Regions from separate parts of the Homo sapiens genome. Here region 1 is linked to region 2. A link is an interaction called in ENCODE POLR2A ChIA-PET data of the cell type or tissue named here. Cell type or tissue: MCF 10A. All regions are shown on one strand. Each heading gives the region's core, and the rest is flanking DNA. Links, peaks and the distances in the headings are about the cores only.

Region 1 (5,370 bases), core at 165-5,164, 67 kb before region 2:
AAATATGTCTCTCTGCTTTTGTTTTGGAATGGGGATGGAAAAGCTGGAGAGGCGCTTGGCAGCACGGCCCTTGCCCCAGTGCTTGAAGGTCTGGTCCATCTCCTGTGCATGAATAAAAAGCAAGGGGAACGCTGAAATATCATCTCTTTGGAATTCAGCATGAGCCCCACTTCTCTACTCTCCTGTGTTGACACATTAGTGCTATTGTGTTGCATCTGCTGGTGGATCTCCTTTCATCTGCAGGCCACACAAAACCCCCTCATGTAAAGCTGCACACAAGGCTCTCAAATTATGAGGACACTTTAGCAGTCATTCCTCTTATAGAAGGGCTCACAGTCTTAGGGAAGGATTGCTGCCATTTCAGTGTGCTCCACTGTGCCCTGATACAGAAAGTCCAGACAAGCTAAGGCGGGAAAGCCAGGCTGGGAGCCCGTGACAGGGAAAAGTTAGCAGACGAGTGAGTAGACCAGATGGATAGGGCTTTGAATGCCACACCAAGGTCTTTGGATTTTTCTGCAGGCATTGGGAGCCACCCAAGGATTTTGAGCAGGAGAGTAACATGAGACAAACTGTGCTTTCAGAAAATTAAGTTGGCCGGGAGGAGTGGCTCACACCTGTTATCCCAGCACTTTAGGAGGCCGAGGCAGGTGGATCACCTGAGGTCAGGAGTTCAAAACCAGCCTGGCCAACATGGCCAAACCCCATCTCTACTAAAAATACAAAAATTAGTCGTGCGTAGTGTTAGGCGCCTGTAGTCCCAGTTACTTGGGAAGCTGCGGCAGGAGAATTGCTTGAACTCAGGAGGCAGAGGTTACAGTGAGCCAAGATTGCACCACTGCACTCCAGCCTGGGTGACAGAGCGAGACCCTGTCTCAGAAAAATAAATAAATAAAAATACAAAAATTAGCTGGGTGTGGTGGCAGGCACCTGTAGTCCCAGCTACTTGGGAGGCCGAGGCAGGAGAATCGCTTGAACGCGGGAGCTGGAGGTTGCAGGGAACGGAAGTTGCAGTGAACTGAGATTGCGCCACTGCACTCCAGCCTGGGCAACAGAGTGAGACCCTGTGTCAAAAGAAAAAAAAAAAGGAAAATTAAGTTGATAGCTGTAGCTCAGAAGGTTCAGAGAGGGAGAGGCTAGAGTCCAGGGGGCTCTAGATCAGATCACTGGGAGACCTTTGTAAAAATCCACACCCCAGGCCAGGCACAGTGGCTCACGCCTGTAATCCCAGCACTTTGAGAGGCCGAGGCGGGTGGATTATCTGAGGTCGGGAGTTTGAGACCAACCTGACCAACATGGAGAAACCCTATCTCTGCTAAAAATACAAAATTAGCCAGGCGTGGTGGCACATGCCTGTAATCCCAGCTACTCGTGAGGCTGAGGCAGAAGAATCACTTGAACCCGGGAGGTGGAGGTCGCGGTGAGCCGAGATTGTGCCATTGCACTCCAGCCTGGGCAAGGAGAGCAAAACTCCGTCTCAAAAAAAAAAATCCACACCCCAGCCTCTGCCCTTCAAGATTTTGTTTCAGGTGGTTTGGGGAGGGAACTAGGAATCTGCATTCTCAAAACATTCCACAGGTGCAGAGGTCATTGTGACAGGCTGCTAAAGGGGACCAGACCCCAAATATGGGGCTGGGAGTCTAGGGAGAGAGGGGAAATAGATGGGGATGCTACCCTGAGGCGAGCCCCACCTGGCCTCTGCCTGTTTAAGGGGCTGAAGGGAGGAAAACATGAAGAAGACCATCAAACTGGGCCAGGAGAGCTGCCTGGAGACTGGTGCCCGGCCTGCAAGGCAACCTTAGAAGAAAATCAGATTTGGGAGATGATGACATGGGACATTCCAGGTGACAAAGGGGCCTGGGACTTGGGGGATGGTGAATCTGTGAGCACCTGGCTCCTACTTACAGTCATGGAGTATGTGGAACTGGGAAGGGAAACTGTCATTCACATCTCTCAGTCAAAGATACGTAGGCACATGCATGGACACAAACATAGCCCTCTTCTGCAGGAGTCAGAAAGGCTGGTGATTCAGAGACTGGGCTCTGTAATCCAGCAGCCCTGGATTGAAATCCTGACTCTGTGGCTCTGGCTGAGTCACCTGTCCTCTGTGAGCAACAGCCTCCTCACCTATAGAAAGAAAATGTTGCCAGCAGTTAACTCAATATGGCTTTGTGGTGACTCGATGAGATGCTGCATGCAGAGGCTGGACACAGTGCCTGACACAAGGAGAGACTCTGTATGGAAGCTCTAAGGGTAATACTAAAAAATGCAATCTCACTTCTGAAGCCAGGGAGCCATAAAGTATTTCATTCAGAGTGCAAGGAAGAAAGTCCACAGGAAGACATGAAGCCTTTTTTTTTTTTTATACAGAGTTTTGCTCTGTTGCCCAGGCTGGAGTGCAGTGGCATGATTTTGGCTCACTGCAACCTCTGCCTCCCAGGTTCAAGCGATTGTTGTGCTTCAGCCTCCCGAGTAGCTGAGCTTACAGATGCACGCCACCACGCCCAGCTAATATTTTGTATTTTAAGAGAGATGGGGTTTCACCATGTTGGCCAGGCTGGTCTTGAACTCCTGACCTCAAGTGATCCACCGGCCTCAGCCTCCCAAAGTGCTGGGATTACAGGTGTGAGCCACCATGCCCAGCCAGCATGAAGCCTTTCATTTGCTGCTACCCATTCCGTATGGCTTTCTCTGGGTGTGTGTTTGGTGAGTCCTTTGCCTTTGGTTTCTAGGACTCATAGAGAAATGACAGACCCTTCCTACTGCATTTAATTGGAGAGGAGCACAGAGACCTGAGATTATAATGATGACGTCTTAAATGTCAAGTGCTTCAAAAGTCTGCTGTTGCACTCACTGTCACCCTAAACAGCTCTGGAAACCAAAACCCTGCAGCCACCTAAAGCATGCCCTGAGTCTCTCAGCCAGGTTTCATCTGGGAAATCTGAGTGACAGTGACGTGCAGGCAGCTGGAAGACGCACAGTAAACCGAGGAGCCTGTGATGAGCTCAGAGGAGGTGAGTTGATGATCTGCTATTTATAGCCCCACTAAGAGGCTCTGGCCGCCAGCTCCATGTGAGTCTGGGTGGAAATGATGCCTTCGCAGAGCTGAGAGCACAAAATGAAGTTGGTGATTCATGGGCAGCAGCCACTTGAAAATATGAACACTCCTGCGTCCCCAGCCCCGCCGGCCTTTCACACCCATTTGGAGGCGTGTTGAGCAGAGCTGCTAGCCTGCTGCATCCTAGTCTGCATGTGTTTGGGCAGGATGTGAGGACAGGCCGGTTCTACCCTGACAAGGAGCCTGCAAAGGGCAGCAGCACGCCTGGGAGCACTCCAAGAACGTCTGCCCACCCCCCGAGAGGCCTCGGCTGGAACCCAGGGCAGGGCTGAGTAAGAGGTAAGCCCCGAGAGGACCTGCGGTCACAGAGAAAGGACACTTCCTGCTCCTGCCCTCTGTCTCCAGGGGCGACGCTGGCAACAGAGCAGCTTTCTGATGACGCTTGTTCTGCTGAACATACAAAAATTTACAATGAGGAAACCCTTGCAGCTTGACATTTCCCCCCGCACAATTCCACAGCCCAGCACCTGTCACCTGAAATAGCTATTGTTTATTTTCCTCAGTAACATCTTGGCTTCCAGGCCAAAGTCTACTTGGAGGCCCAAACTCAACTCACCCTATGTGAGGAATGCCCTGGAGGTCTCTCAGTTTCCCACAACCAAACTGGATTTAAAGGGCCAAACCAGGATAAGGAGGCCAGCTGAGCTCTGAAGCCAGATTGTCTGGGTTCAGATTCTTTCTCTACACTTGCAGCCACGTGGCTTCAGTCAAATTGCCCTCTGAGACTCAGTTTTTCTCATTGGTAAAATGAGGATAATTACAGAACCTACCTCACTGGGTTGCGGTGAAGGGTGACATTTGAGTAGTGGTCAGCCCAGCATCCAGCACATGGACAGACTTGATACTGGACACTGCTGCTGCTGCTTTTGCTGTTGAAGTTGTTTTCACTCCTGGGTTTTGGTCCCTGTACTGATAGCACTCCTTTGCACACAGTCTATGGCACTGAGGTTCCTTGTGGAGGTGGTGCCCTGAGGCTTCAATAGAGACCCTCTGCCCATCACAAACAAACCCCATATCAGGCTGCCAAGCATAGTGGACTTCACCCCGGGGGCATCTCAGCCCCATGCTTGACCGGCCCCTGCCTTTGCCTAGGAACCAAGTGCCTTTCCCTTGGGGCTGGGCTTTGCCCGGGTTGACTACCCTGATGCTTCTGCTCCTCTATGTCCTGGGGTGGTCTTGGGGGTATTAACTGTCACCATCCAGTGGAGGGTTTCACCGAGGGTCCCAGGTGCTAACATGAGGTCTGTGGCCAGCAGGCAGCCTGGATGACTGGCCGGATAGGCAGCAGGGAGGGCCTGGATGACTGGCCGGATAGGCCCACCTCACCTATGGGCTGCACTTGCAGCACAAACTGCTGATTCATGGAGACTCATGAGGCCTTGGCTATCTGTACATTCTCCATCTCCAGCTGTCGGCCAAAATATAATTGTAGTTGTCACTTTGGCAGAGAGATACTATGATGTGTCCTATCTCCAAGGCAGTGAGCTTTTGGAAGATAGGAGGGATCTGCAGCTGCTCCTGTGGAGAGAACCATTCTGGAAAGTGGTCTGTGTGAAGTGCACCCAGGTGCAGTCCCAGGAGTGGTGTGAGCAGCAGGGTGAGGCCCTATATTAGAATGGGCACTGGTGTTGCCTGTGTCTGCATCTACAGTAATGCAATTCTGATGACATCAATGAATAACAGAGAGGCTGCCATTGAAATGAGGCATTGTTGGCAGCTATGCGGACTTGGAAAACAGCCACCAGGCTTATGCACAAGTCAGAATCCATCGTGTGTGGGGTAAATGAGTGGTTAGACCATGGGGTACATGGTGTAAGGGAGATGATGCCAGAGACATAGCTAGGACCAGACTGAGAAGCAAGGGACTCGAAGACCAGGCCATGCAGCTTGGACTTGATCCTGGACATAGGGAAAGTGATGTGATTAGAGGATGTGGGGGTTCTGGGCTCAAGCATCCTCGAAGGGTCGCACTAAGGGCAAGGCTCCCCCTCCCCACGGCAGTTGGCAAGCAGCGGCTTGCTGTTTGAGAAGGTGTTTACTCCTCTGGAGCATGAGTCCCACACTCAGAAGGTGCTGAGACTCTGCTCGTAGGGTAAGCATATGAAGGGCCGGTCCCAGCCAGGACAGCTGGGAGTGCGCAGTCAGCAAGGCAAAGCACCAGGCTTATGTCTTCCCTCTTCTTCCATCCTTCTTGGCCAGGAGTTTATTATTGAAGCACCTGTGTGCAGATGTGCTAAATGTAGATGACTGCACCA
Region 2 (5,370 bases), core at 299-5,298:
CGAGCTCCTGACCTCGTGATCCTCCCGCCTCGGCCTCCCGAAGTGCTGGGATTACAGGCGTGAGCCTCCGCGCCTGGACAATTAACTTTTTTAGTAAGTAGGAGTATACTCTAAAATAATGATAAAAAGTATGGTATAGCAAATACATAAACCAGTCACGTAGTCGCTTATTATCAAGTATTATGTACCGTACATGATTGTATGTGCTATACTTTTACACGACTGCAGTGTAGTAGGTTTGTTTAGACCAGCATGACTACAACTATGTGAGTAATGTGTGGCACTATGACATTACCACAGCTATGATGTCACTAGACAATATAAATTTTTCAATTCCATTATAATCTGGTCTGTTGTTGACTGCAACATCATTGTGCAGCACATGACTGTATATTATACTTCAACACAAAAGTTTACTTAAGAAAATAAATAGCGGCCAGGCTTGGTGGCTTACGTCTGTAATCACAGCACTTTGAGAGGCCAAGTGGGCGGATCACCTGAGGTCAGGAGTTTGAGACCAGCCTGGCCAACATGGTGTAACTCTGTCTCTACTAAAAATAGAAAAAAATTAGTCGGGCATCATGGCGGTTGCCTGTAATCCCAGCTATTCAGGAGCCTGAGGCGGGAGAATTGCTTGAACCTGGGAAGCGGAGGCTGCAGTGAGCCGAGATGACACCATTGCACTCCAGCCTGCGTGACAGAGCGAGACTCGGTCTAATAAATAAATAATTAAATAAGTAAATAGCTAAACCTGCTGACGCTACTGCATGAGAGAATTCCAGGGAGAGCTTGGAAACTGAGCATCTCTTTCGGTGGTATCTTCTGCTGATCCTTAGTTACTAGGTTTTCCAAAGTCCTAAAACCTGATGTCAGCAACCAGAGCTGTGGGGACAGAGGAAAAGAGGGAGGTGGCTTAGTAGGATGAGTGTCCCCAGGAGGGGCTGAGAGTGTCACTGGGCACACAGAAGCTCTGCAAAGGGATGGCTCTAGCCCTGCCTGAGCGGACCAAAGAGACCACTGTCTATGTTGAGCTGAGGTTGGCTCCCCACAAGCCTTCCGAGAACCTTGATCTGCTCAGATAAACCCCTTCCTTAGCCCTCTAGAATAAAAAGGAGAGAGCATCTTATTGTAGGCTGTAGGCAGGGGTGGGTGGAGGAGCTGAATTGGGCCCACTTTAGGCTGGGCATTGGATCCCAGTTTCACCAGTGTCTTTCTACATTGTTTGAGCTCTCCCAGATTGTCAGCTTCCTGCTGGCCAAGCTCAGCAACCCTCAGGGCATGGCTTGGCACTTGAGAAGTTTCCAGTGATGTTCACCTGAGTGGGGGTGGGAAGGCAGGAGTTAATGGCCCCACCTGCACCATGTCTCAGGGAGGAGAGCTCCTCACCCAAATGTCTGGATGAAAGGCAAAGAGGTATTCACTGGACCATTCAATGCCAGAGGGCCCTAAGAGTGCCTTGTACACAGTAGGTACTTCCACACCCTTGTTGAAAGTCTAGATGGAATGAAGTGTCCGGTCCTGGGTCTGCCTTAAAGCCAGGTAAGAACCTACTCTGTAGGGTGGAGAGGCCTCAAGGTTAGGCCCAGAGAAGGCAGGACCTGCCCTAGGCCACACAGAAGTCCCTGGTGGTGGCTGAGTTCTTGGAGAGGACAGTGGCAGCTTGAAAAACTAGTCCATGAAGTCAGAGAGAAGCACATACCTTCCTATTGCCCTGCCTTCTCCCCACGTACAGATGGCAAACTGAGTCTTAGAAGGCATAGGTGCCTAGTCCCTGCCTCACAGCTAATCTGCTGAATCTTGGATAAGTGCTGTGCTATCACGCCCACTCCTCTAATCTCCCTCTCCTTCCCCAGTCCTGAGTTTCTTCACAAAAGCATCACTGCCTACTCACACCCACCCACCCTTTGCATGCCTCTAGAATAGGGGTCAGCAAACTGTTTCTGTAAAGGGTCAGATGGTAGATCTTTTTGGCTTTGAAGTCCATAGGCCCATAGATTCTCTGCTGCAGCTCCTCAACTCTGCCTTATAATGTGAAAGCTGCCAGAGGAAACATGTAAATGAACAGGTGTGGCTGTATTCCTTTATTTATGGACGCTGAAATTTGAATTTCACATAATTTTTACATATCTGGCTGAGCGCGGTGGCTCACACCTGTAATCTCAACATTTTGGGAGGCCGAGGCAGGCGGATCACTTGAGGTCAGGAGTTTGAGACCAGCCTGGCCAACATGGTGAAATCCTGTCTCTACTAAAAATACAAAAATTAGCCAGGCATTTTGGTCCATGCCTGTAATCCCAGCTACTCGGGAGGCTGAGGCAGAAGAATCGCTTGAACCCGGGAGGCGGAGGCTGCAGTGAGCCGAGATTGTGCCACTGCATTCCAACCTGGGCAATAGAGTGAGACTCCGTCTCAAAAAAAAAAAAGTAAGAACTATTCTTAGCTCATGGGCTATACAAAAATGGGTAGTGGGCCAGAATTGGCCTTCAGGCCACAGTTGGCCAATTCTCTGTTGTAGAATGTGCCATCCTGGGGCTCAGATTCCCCATAATCACTGAGGCTGTAAGTCCTGTCCTACCATACGGGTGGTATGAATGGCGAACTGTTTGGTTTGCTCAGGAATGGGGGTTTCCTAGGCTTTAGATTTTTTGGTGCTAAAACCAGTACAGTCCCAGGCAAACCAGGACAGAACAGTTGGTCACCCTAGGTAGTAATCATTAACCCAGAGAGGGCCAGGCTTCAGGAGCCAGCTGGCCAGGGTTCAGGTGTGGCCCCCAGGGCCCCCTCCAGGCATTGCCTTGTCCTTGTGGTTTGTGGTAGGGCCTTGTCCCATTGGGGCTGGCCCTCTGCAAGGAGATGCCCCCTCCTCCATGCAGGAAAACCTCTGTGGTCTGGGAGCTCTCAAAAGGCAGGAAGTTGAATCATCAACTCCGGTAACGTCTCTGTCAGCCTGTGGGTCTGCCCAGGGAGCTCAGGGCTCCAGGCCCAGGGGGCTGGCTCTGCGCTTTGTTTGCTGCTTTCTCTGAACAGGAAAGCTTCAGAATGAGGCTTCTAGAGAAATGAGAGCTGTTGAGTCAGATGGGGAGGAGCGCTGGATGTTAGGTTGACCAAGACTCTCACCCTGCTCTGGCCTGGACTTGCTTTGTGGCCTTCAATGACTCTCTCGCGCTCTCTGTATTTTGGCTTTGGCTTCTACCACAGAAATGCTGATTCTTGAAATCCTCTTAAATTAGGAGTATGAATGATGACCAAAGTGGGAGCACCCCGGCTTCCGAAGACCCGTTTTATCTTTTCTACCAGGGATGCAGGCTGCTCAGACACACTTCCCTGCCTCCTGCCTGCCTGGGAGAAGGACCTGACCAGCCACCCCAGTTCTGGCCACAGGGGCTTTAGGAAGGTGACAAGTCTGGATTTAGGGAGATGGAGGAGAGGGGCAGAAAAGGAGGTCCAGGTTAAAGACAGTTATCCACAGATGACAATGATAACCATACCACCTGTTGTTTATTAAGCACTGACGACGTGCCAGCCTTTCAATGATCTCATCTGATCCTCACAATGACTCTTTCAGTTAAGGATTATCATCATTTTCATTTTATGGGGAAGGCAAATGGAGCCCAGAGAGGATAAGTACCTTGCCCAAGGTCACACAGCTACCATGAGGTGCAGTTGGCATTAACTCTAACTGTGTTAGACTGTGGCTTTGAGGGTTGAGGGCTCAGGAAGCCCACAGGTAGCAAGGGAGGGATGAGACTGGCAGAGAAGTCTAGAGTAGGGTCGGGGGAGAAATTGTTCTTTCTTCCTGGTGCTGCATAGGGACATCCAGAGAATACTAAGAAGTCTGGGGTTTGCTAGGCTTGGAGACCATGTTCCCAGACCAGGGATCATGAGGACACAGTCCCTAAGCCCAGCAAAGCCCAGACTACCTACAGTCTGAATGCTGAACCCCTCGAGACCATTTGGAAAATCTGTCGAGGGCTTGAGGAGGAAATTGGATACATAGCAGGATTTTGCTACAGAGCAGAAATGAGCATTTACTTTCCGAGCAAAGACAGCCCTTCTCCAAGGATGCCCCTGGGTGTCTCTGTATGTACCTCCCCAACCCAGCATGGGTGCCATGCTCAAGGTTCAGACAGAGGACCACAAGCCCCATGCTGCACCATGCATAATGTCCCTCTTCCCCTTTGACGGGGGGGACGATGGGAGCTTGGCAGAATTTAACCATCCTTAGCAGAGGACCACGCCTATGAAGGGCCAATAGGGCCAGTGATGGGCTGTGCTCCTGGGGTGGGGGCAACCCTCAACTTGCTGTCCTCAGTAACACAGCCGATAGATGTCTCTGAGAAAAGAGACCAACCCAGCTGTGCCAGGCAACTGACTGGACCCCTGACTTGGATTCAGGTCAGGTCTAAAGATGCCTTCTCCCCTATTAGCATCAGGTTCAAAGCCAGGCTTAGCCAAACCCTAAACATTCCTTACACTTTCTGGGGAACCACGAAATTCTTCATGAAGCCCTTAATTTAAAAAGCATCTTGTAGGCTGGGCACGGTGGCTCACGCCTGAAATCCCAGCAGCACTTTGGGAAGCCGAGGCGGGCGGATCACGAGGTCAGGAGTGAGACAAGCCTGGCCAACAGAGTGAAACCCCTTTTCTACTAAAAATACAAAAAACTAGCCGGGTGTGGTGGCATGTGCTTGTAATCCCAGCTACTTTGGGGGCTGAGGCAGGAGAATCGCTTGAACTTGGGAGGCAGAGGTTGCAGTGAGCCGAGATCGTGCCACTGCATTCCAGCCTGGGTGACAGTGCGAGACATAGTCTTAAAAAAAGAAAAAAAGAAAAAGAAAAGAAAAGAAAAGCATCTTGTGCTGGGCACGGTGGCTCACGCCTGTAATCCCAGCACTTTGGGAGGCTGAGGCAGGTGGATCACTTGAGGTCAGGAGTTCGAAACCACCCTGGCCAACACAGTGAAACCTCGTCTCTACTAAAAAAAAAAAAAATTAGCCAGGTGTGGTGGCAGGCACCTGTAATCCCAGCTACTTGGGAGGCTGAGGCAGGAGAATCACCTGAACCCAGGAGGCGGAGGTTGCAGTGAGCCGAGATCGCACCATGGCACTCCAGCCTGGGAAACAGAGGGAAACTCCATTTAAAAAAAAAAAAAAAGCATCTTGTTCTGTCTGCTATGTGGGCTCTAACTGGAATTGGTAGGGCTATGGGCTCCAGGAGGCTTCATTAGCCAGAGGACCTACTAGGACTGGGCCTGCACTGATATCTTGAGGTAGAGGTGGGGGCCTGGAAGCTGGGTGCAGGGCTGAGGCCCCTCACTGGGTCTGCACTGAACAGCTAGGCCCAGGAGCCAAATCATGGTTGCAGACATTT

Evidence for each region. ChIA-PET counts read pairs that join two places held together with the same protein. Peaks named below come from ENCODE experiments on the same cell type or tissue, not always from the same donor. Only the 100,000 strongest peaks of a DNase experiment are listed, where the experiment ranks them.
Region 1: POLR2A ChIA-PET joins it to region 2 with 85 read pairs; 10 of 35 experiments call an interaction of 5 or more read pairs at or near these places.

The regions. Positions count from the first base shown.
Region 1 is chr5:134,433,640-134,439,009 of GRCh38, forward strand. LINC02999 (long intergenic non-protein coding RNA 2999) reads right to left here and starts at 1,408. Exons shown (of 3, transcript NR_105044.1): 1 at 1,351-1,408. RefSeq lists enhancers at 2,579-3,778, 3,196-3,385, 3,486-3,555, 4,801-5,316, 5,317-5,370. In MCF 10A, for the core only: no CTCF peak of the experiment used is centred there; DNase peaks (open chromatin) are centred at 2,062, 3,282 and 4,842.
Region 2 is chr5:134,500,581-134,505,950 of GRCh38, forward strand. No RefSeq gene overlaps it. Among named protein-coding and RNA genes, the nearest start is that of LINC01843, 3.3 kb to the right of the region's middle. RefSeq lists an enhancer at 2,888-3,227. In MCF 10A, for the core only: no CTCF peak of the experiment used is centred there; a DNase peak (open chromatin) is centred at 2,981.